Linked DNA regions of Homo sapiens: region 1 is linked to region 2. The links are chromatin contacts, found by Hi-C or POLR2A ChIA-PET in ENCODE. All regions are on one chromosome and are shown on one strand. Each heading gives the region's core, a stretch centred on a gene start or an enhancer-like site at or near the end of the contact. The rest is flanking DNA. Distances are from core to core; before and after follow the strand shown.

What was found. Hi-C counts contacts between places; a loop is a spot of excess contacts on that map. ChIA-PET counts read pairs that join two places held with the same protein, here RNA polymerase II (POLR2A). Pooled maps may share reads with other maps.
Region 1: a map of lower leg skin shows a loop between it and region 2 (26-fold over the local background). The contact joins two enhancer-like sites. A Hi-C loop is called at or near these places in 2 of 168 maps with a recorded cell type or tissue (lower leg skin and mammary epithelial cell) and 3 of 50 pooled maps. POLR2A ChIA-PET finds 5 or more read pairs at or near these places in 1 of 52 experiments (SK-N-SH).

Annotation. Positions count from the first base shown.
Region 1 is chr11:120,087,183-120,093,759 of GRCh38, forward strand. It overlaps LOC105378956 (a long non-coding RNA gene), which reads right to left. Exons shown (of 3, transcript XR_001748415.1): 2 at 3,730-3,853. Among named protein-coding and RNA genes, the nearest start is that of TRIM29, 48 kb to the right of the region's middle. Within about 2 kb of position 3,314, at least 4 of the 41 ENCODE cell types and tissues checked have a DNase peak (open chromatin) inside an H3K27ac peak, as active enhancers do.
Region 2 is chr11:119,761,728-119,768,551 of GRCh38, forward strand. No RefSeq gene overlaps it. Among named protein-coding and RNA genes, the nearest start is that of NECTIN1-DT, 36 kb to the left of the region's middle. Within about 2 kb of position 2,849, at least 8 of the 41 ENCODE cell types and tissues checked have a DNase peak (open chromatin) inside an H3K27ac peak, as active enhancers do.

The sequences.
Region 1 (6,577 bases), core at 2,064-4,563, 330 kb after region 2:
ATCCCTTGGAAGTCATTGCCGGCTTACTGAGGGTAGCACTTCTAAAGCTCAACAGGGCTTCCTGGCATTCCTCACCAAATGGACCAAGGCAAAATTTAATTATTGTCTCTGTTAGAACTTGAAAATCCCTTTGCAGTTCTAAGGCAAACGCAAATGCATTTTCTGCGGACTCTGTGCCACCCTCCCTTCCTTCTCTGGTTGCCTCAGACACATCTGCAGAAGCTGAGCACCAGGAAAGTGAATAGAATATGCCCCAAAGGGCTCAACTTGACTTTAAAAAATGGTATTATTATTTATATTTAATAGCAGCTTCAGAGAAAGCAGCAGATCCTAGGGCATGGCAGAAATGTAAATGCTAACTGATTGTTATTCTTACAGAAACTTAGAATTCCAAAGTTTAATCATCCTCATTAGCATAATTTGGGCGACTTCAGTCCATAACTTTACCCTGGAGTTGATTATTTATGGCGCCCTGAACAGAAGTCAAAAATTAACTTTGATTTAATGTAACAATTCCATCCCCAATATAATTCATAATGCAGATACATTTGTCAAAAATAAATCAGGCTGCTCACCCATCTCAGAACAGGAAACCAAGAAAGGAATAGAAAGAGACCCTAATCTTTTTCTGTAGTTGTTCTGGCTCTCCCTTCCCCTGCTGAAGTCTGCGCTTGCTCAGGGACTAGCTTTGGAGAAGACCTAGAGCTTCAGGGTGGAGAAAAATCTATGGATCAGGCAGATAGGCCAGGAGGCAGTGGAGGTTCCCTCGGGATGAACATCTTGCATCTCCTGAGAGCTTTATCCAAGTAAGCAGCTTTCTAAAAAGACAGGATGAGAAAGTCATCCCAGGGAGCTCATCTGGCGGGAGGGTTGTGTGGAGAGCATAATGTAACCCCTTGCATGTGTTTGAAGTTCATCGATTTACAGTTTGCTTCCACCTGTAGTATTTCATTTACTCCTCACCACTTTAGGTAGGGCAGCTGGGAACTGAGGCCTGGGGAAGTTAAGCAACTTGTCTCTGTCCCACAGCTTGTAAAAGGCAGTGTTGACCCTGGGATCCTGGTCTCCTGGCTCCTCAGGCAGAGCTCTCGGGCTGTCTGCATGTGGAAGGAAAGGTGCTTGGGTATGCAGCCTGTCTCCTGGCCCAGGGAAGCAGAGCCCTTATGGACTCCATCAAGGGCTTGGGGTGACAGTGGGAGATGATGCTCCCAGAGCAGACAGGAGAAATTTTCAAGACACTACTAGCTCACCAATTTCCAAGAGCTCAGAAGCAGCATTTATTTCTTCTACAGGAAACACTTAGAAAATATAAGTCCTGGGGCCGGGCACGGTGGCTCATGCCTGTAATCCCAGCACTTTAGGAAGCCAAGGTGGGCGGATCACTTTGAGATCAGGAGTTTGAGACCAGCCTGGCAACATGGTGAAACCCCGTCTCTAATAAAAAATATAAAAATTAGCTGGGCATGGTGGCGTGCACCTGTAATCCCAGCTACTTGGGAGGTTGGGACAGGAGAATCGCTTGAACTCAGGAAGCAGAGGTTGCAGCGAGCTGAGATGGCACCACTGCACTCCAGCCTGGGCAACAAGAGCAAAATTCCATCTAAAATGTGTGTGTGTGTGTGTGTGTGTGTGTGTGTGTGTGTGTGTTTATGTGTGTATTCCCCACACATAGGACAAAAAGAACCCTAGGAGACCTCTCCTAGATGATGGGGTCAGAGTCATCCTAGGATTATGGTTAGACTTATAGACTTACCCTACTATGAATATATTTGCCTCTGCAAGGTACCAAGTTCTCTACCAAGGAAGAAATCTCTTTCCGTGGACAGTACCAAGGAGCCAGACGGGCACTTCTGTGGAGCTCTTCCTCCCTGCTAATTCTCTCTCTGGACTGCTGAAGCCGCCCAGACGTGCCAAGTTTTAGTGGCAACAGGTTTGCCTGCCAGTAACCAACATCCTCTACCTCTCCCCACAAGCACCTACAGGCTGACAATGCCAACTCTCCCTTTTCCATGCCAGGCAGAGCTGATGCTAGCTCACAACAGGCAGCAGAACCCTGTGCCAACAGCCAGAGTCTGGCCCAGTGGCTGGCAGGAAAGTGACCACATTCAGACTATGCCATTTGGCTCTTTGGCTTCTGCTCTGGAAAAAAAAAAAAAACTGGCTGAGAAGAGGTAAAAGCTTTTGGCAAAATATAAAGTTCGCATTCTCTTGGTCTCAACTCAGCAGGGATAGTGATGGGTTGGCATGTCTTCTGTGTATATATGTGTGTATGTGCACACATGTACACACGTGCATCCTCACACTCAATCACGTATTTTTAACAGCTATAAAACTAAGACAGAACCAGGCCAAAAGGCTCGTTGTGAAAGAGAAAGCACCCAGGGCCTTAGATAAAATTGTAACCAATCTTAGTTTGGGTCACCATGACATTAGAACAATGAATTGATTCATTCAATTAGAACAATCAGTTGGTTCATCCAATTCAAACAACCACCTGATCTCACCAATGAAAAAAAAAAACAACAACAACAAGTCAGTTGTTAAAGCCTTTGTTGACCAAACACACAAGGAGTTGGCTGAATTGATGTTTTACCAACTAAAAGCTTGTGATGCTGTACAGACATGGCTTGTGGCTCACCCCTTCCTGGGTGTCACTTCACTGAAAGAAAGAATATGGCATTTTGGTCTCTTCTGATTCTATTTCTAGGTAAGTGATGTTAACTATAACAACAGCAATAACAACAATGGGTACATGTGCACATGGGAATATCTGCTGTGAGCCAAGCACTCTACTGTGTCCTTCATATACTTTCAAATAATTCTCACAACAACCCTATGACATCAATGTTGTTATTATCCTCCCGACTTTAAATATGAGAAAACTGAGGTTGAGAGCAGTTAAATAACTTGCCCAAGGTCATACAGCTAGTCAGTGATTGATCCAAGGCCCAGACCTGGGCCATTTTCCTCCTCTTTACATGTGTTCACATGTGTGCTGTTGTCTCCCCAACTAGAATGTAAGTTCCATGACAGAAGTGACCTTGTCTATATTGTTTGTTCTTGGATTCCCAGATTGAAAACAGTGCCAATAGACAGGCACAGAATAGACTCTCAGTAAATAACTATCGAATGAATGAATCAGCCTCACCTCAACTGCGAGATGAAACCAAGCAGCTTCATATCCACCTCTGAAGTGAAGCCCCAACACAGACAGTATCCAAGGATGGGTAATGGGGTGTGGCCCTCCCAGAGAACAAGGATTGGGTGAGTCCTTGCTCTCTGCTGTTGGCAGGGACAGGTGGACAGACACTTCCCTGCCCCAATCAATGCAGGTTTCCATCAGTCATTTGTCTCCATGATAGGCCCCTGTGCTGGGAACACCCTGTGCCTCTCGTCACCCGGTATCATGGCACAGGCATCCATACTCCATCTTGCCAGGCAGCTTTCACAGGTGGGCAGCGGATGGCACTGGTGTTTTGGCAATCCAGCTGGACAAGTTTCTACCTGAACTTTGGCTCTGCCAGTGACTGGGTGGAGGAGCCAGAAAAAAGGTCTGGACAAAGGAAAGTGCCTTCTATTTCTGCTTCCCAACCCCACAGGGCCAGGAGGAAGGGATGATGTGCTGAGGATGGTGGGAAGCACCACTGAGAACATACATTCTTTGAGCATTTAGGATCTCGGGTCTCCCATTCATCCTCTGGCTTTCAGACATACCTGCGCAGAACTCACCTGGGACAGGCCTGCAGACATGAAGCACCTCATATTGCATCTGATCCATCATGTTCAGAACTGCAATCCCTCTTGATGGGCAATGCCATGAGAGTGGAGAAATTCAGCAGTCCGAGATTTGTCTCTAGGGCATAAGATGGAGCAAGCACCAATTCTCAACCTAGCCTCTCAGACAAATGTGTTGTTGCTACTGTTGTTTGCAAAGACCCTGGTCCTATTTATAAGCCTTGTTCTTTGCTCCTCCTAGGGACATGAGAAACTGTACAAATAAGAAGGCAGGTTTAACCCTTTCCTTGTTGTGGATAGACACTTGCCAGAGAAGTGTAGGAGTGAGTAGCTTGCAAGATTAATACCTCAGGCTTGCAAAATGCATTCTGTTTGCCAAAGCATTTTCTCATTTCAGCCTTATGACTGTAAGATAAGGGATACTTTTTTAAGTTCATATTACAGATGAGAAAACAAAGGCTGAGCCAAGGCCTCAAAGATCATTCTAGGCCACCTTCCCTCTCCTTCTACCCAGGTTCCAGGCCCGTGGAGAGCAGGAGAAGAGAAAGAGTGGTGCTAACAGGCCACCTTGATAGAGCACTGTTCCTTGGTGAAAGGTCACCTGTCCCTGAACCTGCTCTGTGAGGGCTGCGCCAGGCAAAGCGCTTGCAGTCGTGAATTTTATGTCAACTCTACTCAGCCACAAGGTGCTCAGACTTTTGGTCAATAATTACTCTGTGTGTCTGCAAGAGTGTTTCTCAATGAGATTAACATTCGAATCGCTGCTAAAGAAGGCACATGGCCCTCCCTAATCTAGGTGGCCCTTATCCAATCGGTTGAAGTCCTGAATAGAACAAAAATGCTGACCCTCCCAAAATTAAGAGGGAATTCCTCCTGCCTGACTGTCTTCAAGCTGGGACATTGGTAGTTTCTTCACTTGAACTGGAACGTCACCTTTTCCTGGTCTTGAGCCTGCTGGCTGCAGATCTTGGGATTTGTTGACCCCCAAAATTGCATGAGCTAATTCCTTAAATAAATCTTTCTTAATACATATATATACACACATCCCATTGGTTCTGTTTCTCCAGAGAGCCTTGACTAATACAGGGCCCCAGAGGCTCTGAGCAGGAGACGAGCTGGGAAACCGGCTGAGAAGGCTGGCCTCCTCCCACCCCGGCACCAATAGAGAAAGAAAGTGTTTCCTGCTCTTCCACATATGCTCCTCTCTATAAGCTGCCCTTCCTTCCCCAAAGCATTTCTTCAAAAATATTTATTGACACCCAGCATGTGCCAGGCTTTTGGTGTATGGGTGTATCAGGGAACGAAATAGACCAAAATCCTTGCCCTCATGGAGCTCAGATTCCATTGCAAAGATAATAAGAAAATTAGTCTATTATGAGGCGAGAAAGACTAAGAACAAACAGAAAGTAGATCAGCATTGGGTGATTAGGTGCGTTGGAGTGGGGGAATAGTGTTGAAGGGAATTGAGGACAGGCCTCTGTAGGGAGGTGAGATTTGCATGAAGATTTGAAGGAGGTGAGGGAATGAGCCAAGCAGGTATTTGGGTGAAGATTAACCCAAACTGAGGGCATAACCAGAGCAAAGGCTCTGAGAAGGGAGATGCCTGGAACTGCAGAGGCCAGTGTGGCTGGTGCAGAGAGGGAGCAGAGGGAAGGGCAGAGCCCTAAGACATGGGAATGAGGTAGCCCGAGGCCTGAGGGGACACCCAGCGGGGGGCTTTTGCAGGGTTTCTGGCTGAGGAGTAGCACAATCTGATTTAGGTTTTTTGTTTTTTTTGTTTTGTTTTGTTTTTTTGAGACAGAGTCTTGTTCTGTCACCCAGGCTGGAGTGCAGTGTGTGGTCTCAATTCACTGCAAGCTCCGCCTCCTGGGTTCAATTGATTCTCCTGCCTCAGCCTCCTGAGTAGCTGGGACTACAGGTGTGTGCCACCATGCCCAGCTAATGTTTTGTATCTTTAGTAGAGACGGGGTTCGATGTTAGCCAGAATGGTCTTGATCTCCTGACCTCATGATCTGCCCACCTCAGGCTCCCAAAGTGCTGGGATTACAGGCCTGAGCCACCGAGCCCGGCCTGATTTAGGTTTTAAAAGGATCCCTCTGAAATTGAGTGTGGTGGTGCACACCTGTGGTCTCAGCTACCCAGGAGGCCAAGGTAGGAGGATCGCTTAAGCCCAGGGGTAACAGTCTATGATGAGCCATGATTGTACCACTGCACTCCAGCCTGGGCAACAGAGTGAGACCTCATCTCCAGTTTAAAAAAATAAACAATTTTTAAAATTAAAAAAAAAAAAAGGATCCCTCTGGGAGCATGTGGAGAACACGTTGTAAAGCAGGCAAGAATAGAAGCAGGGAGGCCAGTTAGGAGGCTCTTGTCAAAATCCAGACCAGAGGCCTGGTGCCCCCACCCAAGGTGATGCCAGGGCTCAGACTCTGGATGGAGTCAAGCAAAGATGGAGACGCCCCAGAGCTTCGCAGACAAGTTCCAGGGTTCTGGGCCCTTCTGCTCTCTGCCCAGGGAAGTGTCCTAAAGACACTTTCTTTGCTGGGACCCCAGGGGGAAATGCCTACTCGCAGCGAGGGATAGTCTTTGCTCTGGTGGGGGCTGGAAAGGATGATGAGAAGGACAAGTTCTAGCTCCTTCCCCAATATCTGGGTGAGCCATTAAGGGCTGATGACATCATATAAGTCCTAGAGCTGAAGCAGGGGCTCAAGAGGAAAAGGATAATTGTCTCTCCCATGAGTACAGTCGGTGGTGTGCTGGCAAATCTTTAACAGCTGGCTCTCTGGGAAAAACGTGAATGTATATGTGTAATTTTACAGGTCTAAAGAATGTGTGGCATATA
Region 2 (6,824 bases), core at 1,599-4,098:
TCCTGCCTCAGCCTCCCGAGTAGCTGGAATTACAGACACATGCCACCACACCTGGCTAATTGTTTTGTGTTTTCAGTGGAGATGGGGTTTCACCATGTTGGCCAGGCTGGTCTCGAACTCCTGACCTCAAGTGATCCACCCACCTCGACCTCCCAAAGTGCTGAGATTAGAGGTATGAGCCACCACGCCCGGCCAGCATTTCCTTTTCAGTGAGCTCTCCTGTATATCATCCCCTTTGTTTTCCACAAGAACCCTATGTGGTGGGAATATTATTTTCTCTATTTTATAGATGAAGATACTGAGGTTCAGGGAGGTTAGGTGATTTACCCCAAGGGAGTGTCCCAGCTGGGATGAGACCTGGGCTGCTTTCTCTCAGGGCTTTTTCTATGGCACCAAACTGTCTTTCTCCAGCTGCCTCAGTTGTCCCATCCTGAAATCTGCCTTCTTGCTCCACCCACACACCTTCCCTTTGCCCCAGCTGACTCACAGGCCTGGGAAAATCCCTTTCTCCTACCCACCTGCGCAGGTGTAGGTGCACGCCAGCCCCTGCAATGTAAACCCCCTGGACCATAGTGGGTCTTCAAGGCCATCCTTTGGCTGGCCCTGACCTTCCAGGGTCCTGGGGTAGAGGAGGCTGGGAAGGTGTGTGCCGAGGGCACCAGGGAGATGTCAGACTCAGTTACCATGATGTGGACTATCCACGCTGCCTTGGGGGCTTGGTGTCACACTGCATCAAGTGGGCACTCAGGGCTTACTCCCTCTAGCTAAGAGATCCAGCCCCACTTTCCCTTCCCCCTGCTTGAGACCACTCAGAAGCATTCTCTATCCCTGGGGATGCAGTCAGGGCCTCCTGGATGTCCAGCCTTTGGGAGGTGCCACTCCAAAGGGACTGAGTGTTCAATGTTGGGGGTGGGGTGGGAAGGCTTTTCCCTCAATAGTTTCATCTGGCCTCCCCGGGGGGCCATGCTTCTATTTCATGGTTTGGTGGGGAAGAGTCCAAGCTTTGAGGACCCCTGTCCATGGGCTCATCTCAAAGGTGGTGCTCGGCAGAAGCCCAGATGCAAGGGTGGGCTGCAATGGGGAGAACCTCAGATCTTGCTTCTGAAAGGAGACCCTCCTAGGCCTGCAGGGAGACCCGGCAGCCCATTCCTACCACGGTGGCCACTGCTGTACCTTGCTCATGTCCTGTTTTGTCTCTGCAGCTCTTCCCATTTCCTCCATACACAGCATTAAGTTGAGGCTGGAGGTCGGGGCAGTAAAGGGAGGGCAGAAAGGACTTAACGTTCATACCCCTGAGGGAAGGATGTTTTGGGCTCTGTGGGGTGCCCAGCATGCAGAGTGAAGGGTGGGAGCAGAGAGCATGAGCTGGGCACAAGCTGAGCCCCAGAGTGCAGGGGCCAGAGCTGCCTCACAGGGTCTGCCCAGCGCCCTCCCTTCCAGCTCCATTGCTCTGGACTTCACGGTTGCCCATCAGGACACAGGTCTCCTCAGTGCCCCCGCCTCCCACCTTACACTCTGGACCCCATTGCATCCACCAGGCTGCCGACACCCTAAAATGCTGTCCAGGTCTCCTCCTGGACACTAGCTCCCCATTGCTGACAGAACGACATATGAACATTTGAGCACAGCACTCGCTGCCTGTCTGGCGTCATGTTCCCTGTGTTCCTCTGCAGCCCACCTCTCCCTCCCCACATCGAGGGCGGTTCTCTGGTCATGAACTTGTGCTGCCGCTGATGTACCATGCTCCCTTGGTTCTTGAGACCTTGGCCTGTGCTGACCCCTCTGTTGGGATTGGCTGTACCCCTTAGCCACTGAGAGAGATTCCACGCATTCTTTGCATCTTCTCTGAGATCCACCTCCACTGAGAGGTCTCCCAGGCTTCTGCTCCACTGAGAAGTCTCCCAGGCTTCTGCCTCACTGAGCTGGCCACACAGTTAGGCACATCTCTTTGTTTTAACAATTAACTGCTTATGGTTTGGCTTTTTTTATTGATGTTTCTCTCTGACCTTTGATAGTGAGCAACTGAGAGTGGAGGCCATGTCCTAACCACCCAGCCCCTCAGCAGTAGCACTGTGCTTGACCTGCCCTGTGGATATTTAAATGTTTGGAAAATACATTTTTTCAATTAATTATTTTTTCTCTTTCTTTCTTTCTTTCTTTCTTTCTTTCTTTCTTTCTTTCTTTCTTTCTTTCTTTCTTTCTTTCTTTCTTTTTCTTTCTTTTCTTTCTTTCTTTCTTTCTTTCTTTCTTTCTTTCTTTCTTTCTTTCTTTCTTTCTTTCTTTCTTTCCTTTCTTTCTTTTTTTCTTTCTCTTTCTCTCTCTCTCTCTCTTTTTCTTTTGCTTTTTTCTTTTGTAGAGACAGGGTGTTTCGATTTTGCCCAGGCAAGTCTTGAACTCCTGGCCTCAAGTGATCCTCCTTCCTCAGCCATTGTGTGAGCCACCACACCTGGCCAGAAAATGTTTGAATTCACAAACTCATTAATGACTGAAGTCATTGGAGAGGTACTTGAGGAGCTCTTCACATCTGCCTGGTCCTTCCCCAGTGTTCCTGACACCTCCCCACAGGACTTGGGAGACAGGCCTCACAGCGCACAATCCAGGCTGCCCTTAAAAGGGCTTGAAAACCAGATCCAGGTGCCCAGAAGAGAATAGTCTCTCCAAGGTGCTACTAGTCCTGCCCTTAGTCCTGCCCCCATCTTTCTCTGATATCCCTGTGGACAGCATGCTATCCAAATTTCTGGCATTTAAGCTGAATCCAGCCTCAGAGCCAGCTTGCTAAGCCTCAGTCTGAGGAGCTGCATTCTCTGTGACATCATCCTCCTCGGCTGGCTCTCAAACTAGGTCAGGGCCTGCTGGCAGGAGCCGGCTAGCACTGACTGCCCAGCAGCCTGCCACGCGGTTGCAGCTTCTGGGTAGACAGAACAGCAGGGCTGCTGAAGTTGATGGGGAGGTAACTGGGGGTGGGGCAGGGCAGGAGAAGGTCTAATACTGAGGCCAGAGCAGGTGGGAATGTCTTCCTTACCTCCCTTGCTCCCATGAGTTAATTATTAATAGCTCATCAGCCATTCGTCCTTTCACTTGCTTATTCCACAAACAGGTGTTGGATGCATGCCTTGTGTCAGGCACTGTACTAGGTGCTGGGGTAGGAAGAAGAGATCTTTGTCCAGAGAGGGAGGAAGACATAACCAACCACAGGTGGCTAAGCCAGAGGGTTCTGGGTATGTCCCAGGTTCTCTGGGCTGCCCAGGGGAGGGAATGATGGAGAGGGTCTATGGAGGTCAGAAGGCAGCCACGTCCTGAGGACCAGCTGCACACACATATGCAGGACCAGCCTCGAAGCCCCCTTTTTCCACCACGCCCCTCTCACCAGTATGTGCTCTAGACCCTATCTCAAAACCAGATTTCAGAGGCCCCCTCCCACCTCCACTGCCACCACTCTGGCCCCAGCCTCCTTCTCCTGCCTGGTGACTGCAGTAGCCTTTCCACGGAGCTTCCTGCTTCTACTCTCATGCATTTGCAATCTATTCTCCATATGACAGTGAGAACGATCTTGTTTTAAATATGTATTTTATTTTTAGTAGGTAATACATGCCTTTTATACAAAATAATATTTTAATAGGTAATACATGCCTTTTATACAAAATAAAATGATTTTTTAAAACTCCGAATAATCAGGAACAGATCATGTCACTCTTCTATTTAGGATCCACCCAGTGGTTTCTCACCTACTTAGAACGTAAACCAAATCTCCTGCCTAGTCTGCAAAGCCCCACTGTCCTGGGTTCGTCTGCCTTTCTGACCCCGCCTTGCACCACTTGCCCCTCCCTGGAAATGAACCTGTCTCTTCCTCAAACAGGCCAGTCTCCTTCTCACCTCCTATGGCCTTGCCTGTGCTGTTCCTGCTGCCTGGAATGCTCTTCCCCAGACCCCCGCTTGGCTGTTACTTCTTGTCAATCAGAGCTCAGCTTAATGTCATCGCCTCAGGGAGGCCTTCCCTGATGAATAATCTAAAATGGCCACCAGATGCTCTATCCTATCACTGCATTTGTAAAAATAGCTTTATTGAGGTATAACTGACACACAGTAAACAGATGTATAACACTCAATTGGAGACATTTTGACATATGCATATACCTGTGGCCATCACCACGATCAAGATAGTAAGCATAGCCATCACCCTCAAATGTTTCTTCATCCACCTTTGTAATCCCTCCCCTTCTCTCCACCCACTGCCCCCCACAACCACTGGTCTGCCTTCTGTCACTATCGATTAGTTTGCATTTAATAGAATTTCATATAAATGGAATTATACAAGATGGACTCTTATTTTGGAGGGTCTGGCTTTTTTCACTCAGCTCAGTAGAGATTTATCCATGCTGCATGTGTCAATGGTTTATTCATTTATGTCTCTGAGTAGCACTCCATTATATGGACTTACCACCATTTTGTTTGTCCATATTCACTGGCTGATGAACATTTGGGTTGTTTCCAGGTTTGGCTATTATATATAAGGCTGCATGAACATTTGTGTACAAGTTGGTTCTCTTTGATAAATACCTAGGAGTGGAAGGGCTGTATTATACTTAACTTTTTTTTTTAATTGTATTTTTTGAGACAGGGTCTCCCTCTGTTTTCCAGGCTGGAGTGCAGTGGCGCCATCTCAGCTCACTACAACCTCCGCCTCCCTGGCTCAAGCGATTCTCCTGCCTCAGCCTCCTGAGTAGCTGGTACTACAGGCATGCACCACCATATCCGGCTAATTTTTGTATTTTTGGTAAGACAGGGTTTTGCCATGTTGGCCAGGCTGGTCTTGAACCCCTGACCTCAAGTGATCTGCCTGCCTTGGCCTCCGAAAGTGCTGGGATTACAGGTGTGAGCCACCACACCCGGCCCATACTTAACTTTTTAAGAAACTTGCCTGTACTGTTTTCCAAAGTGGTTGTACTATTTTACATTCCCTCCAGCATCCTTGTATGTATGAGAATTCCCATTCCTCCACATCCTTGACAAAAATTGGTATGGTCAGTCTTTTTATCTTTAGCTATTCTAATAGCTATGTAGTGATTGCTCATTGTGGTTTTAATTTGCATTTCCCTAATGACTAATAATGTTAAGGATCTTTTCATTTGCTTCTTTGCCATTTGTATATCTTCTTTAGTGAACTATCTATTTATATATCTTGCCTGCCTGTTTGAAATTGTTTGATTTCTTACTATTGAGTTGTAGGACATACTTTTAATATCTAGATACAAGTCTTTGATCAGATATGTGATTTGCAAATATTTTCTTCAGTATCTGGTGTGTCTTTTCATTCTCTTAATAGTGTCTTTCAAAGAATCGAAGTTCTTAATTTTCTTGAAGTCTAATTTATCAATTTCTTCCTTTATAAATTGTGCTTTTTGGTGTTGTGTCTGAAAAATCTTTGCCTAACTCATGGTCATGAAGATTTTCTTCTAGAAATTATATAGTTTTAGTTTTAGGCTTTACATTTACACATATGATCCATTTTGAGTTAACTTTTGTATTTTGCATTTATCGTACAAAACAATTTTGCATTATGAATATATGGCATGCTGTGCGGATAGTTCTCCTTTGCATATGATAGCCAATTATTCCAGCACAATTTGTTGAAAGGTTGTCCTTTCTTTACTGCATTGCCTTTGTACCTTTGTAAAACAGCAATTGACCAGACAGGTATGAGTCTATTTCTGGTCTTTCTATTCTGTTCCATGAACCTGTCTGTCTGTCTTGATGCCAATACCACGATACTGTAGTTACCTTAGCTTTATAACAAGCCTTGAAGTCAGGTAGTATGAGTCCTCTAACTTTGTTCTTTTTCAAAGTTGTTTTGGTTCCTCTAGGTTTTTTGCATTTCCATATGAATTTTAGAATCAGACTGTTAATTTCAATTAAAAATCCTGCTGGGATTTTGGTTGGGATTGCATTGAATTTATAGATCAATTTGGATAGAATTGATATTCTCACAATATTGAGTCTTTTGATCCATTAACACAGTATATCTCTGTTTTTATTTAGGTTTTCTTTAATTTCTGCAATGTTTTGTAATTTTCAGTGTACCTGTTTTGCACATCTTTGGTCAGATTTATCCCTAAGTATTTCATATTTCATGATGCTATTGTAAAAGATATTTTTTAAAGTTTCAATTTCCAAATGATTGGTGATGAGATACAATTGATATGTGTATTACTGAGCATATATCCTGCAACCTTGCTAAACTTGCTTATTAGTTTTTGTGGATTTTATTGGATTTTCTTTTCTTTCTTTCTTTTTTGTTGTAGCCCCACTCTCACCCACTATTGGATTTTCTACACAGATTATCCTGCCAACTGTGAATAAACATAATTTTACTTCTTTCTTTCTAATCTGGATACCTTTTATTTCTTTTTATTGCCTTATTGCACTGGCTAAAATCTCTAGCACATTGTTAAACAGAAGTGGTGAGAGCAGATATCCTTGCCTTGTTCCGGATCTTAGGGGGAAAGCAGTCAGTCTTTCACCATTAGATATGATGTTAACTGTATTTTAAAAAAGACATAGGTGCATTTTATTGGTCTGAGGAAATTTCTTTCTATTCCTAGTTTGCTCAGAGTTTTTTTTTTAATCAGAAATGGATTTTGGATTTTGTCAAATGCTGTTTCTGCATCTATTGAGGTGATAATATGGTTTTTCTTTTGTAATCTATTAAAATAGCAAGTTATGTTACTGACTTTTTTAAAAGAGATGGGTCTTGCTGTGTTGCCTAGGCTGGAGTGCAGTGGCCATTCACAGGCACAGTCATAGTGCATTACAGCCCTAAACTCCTG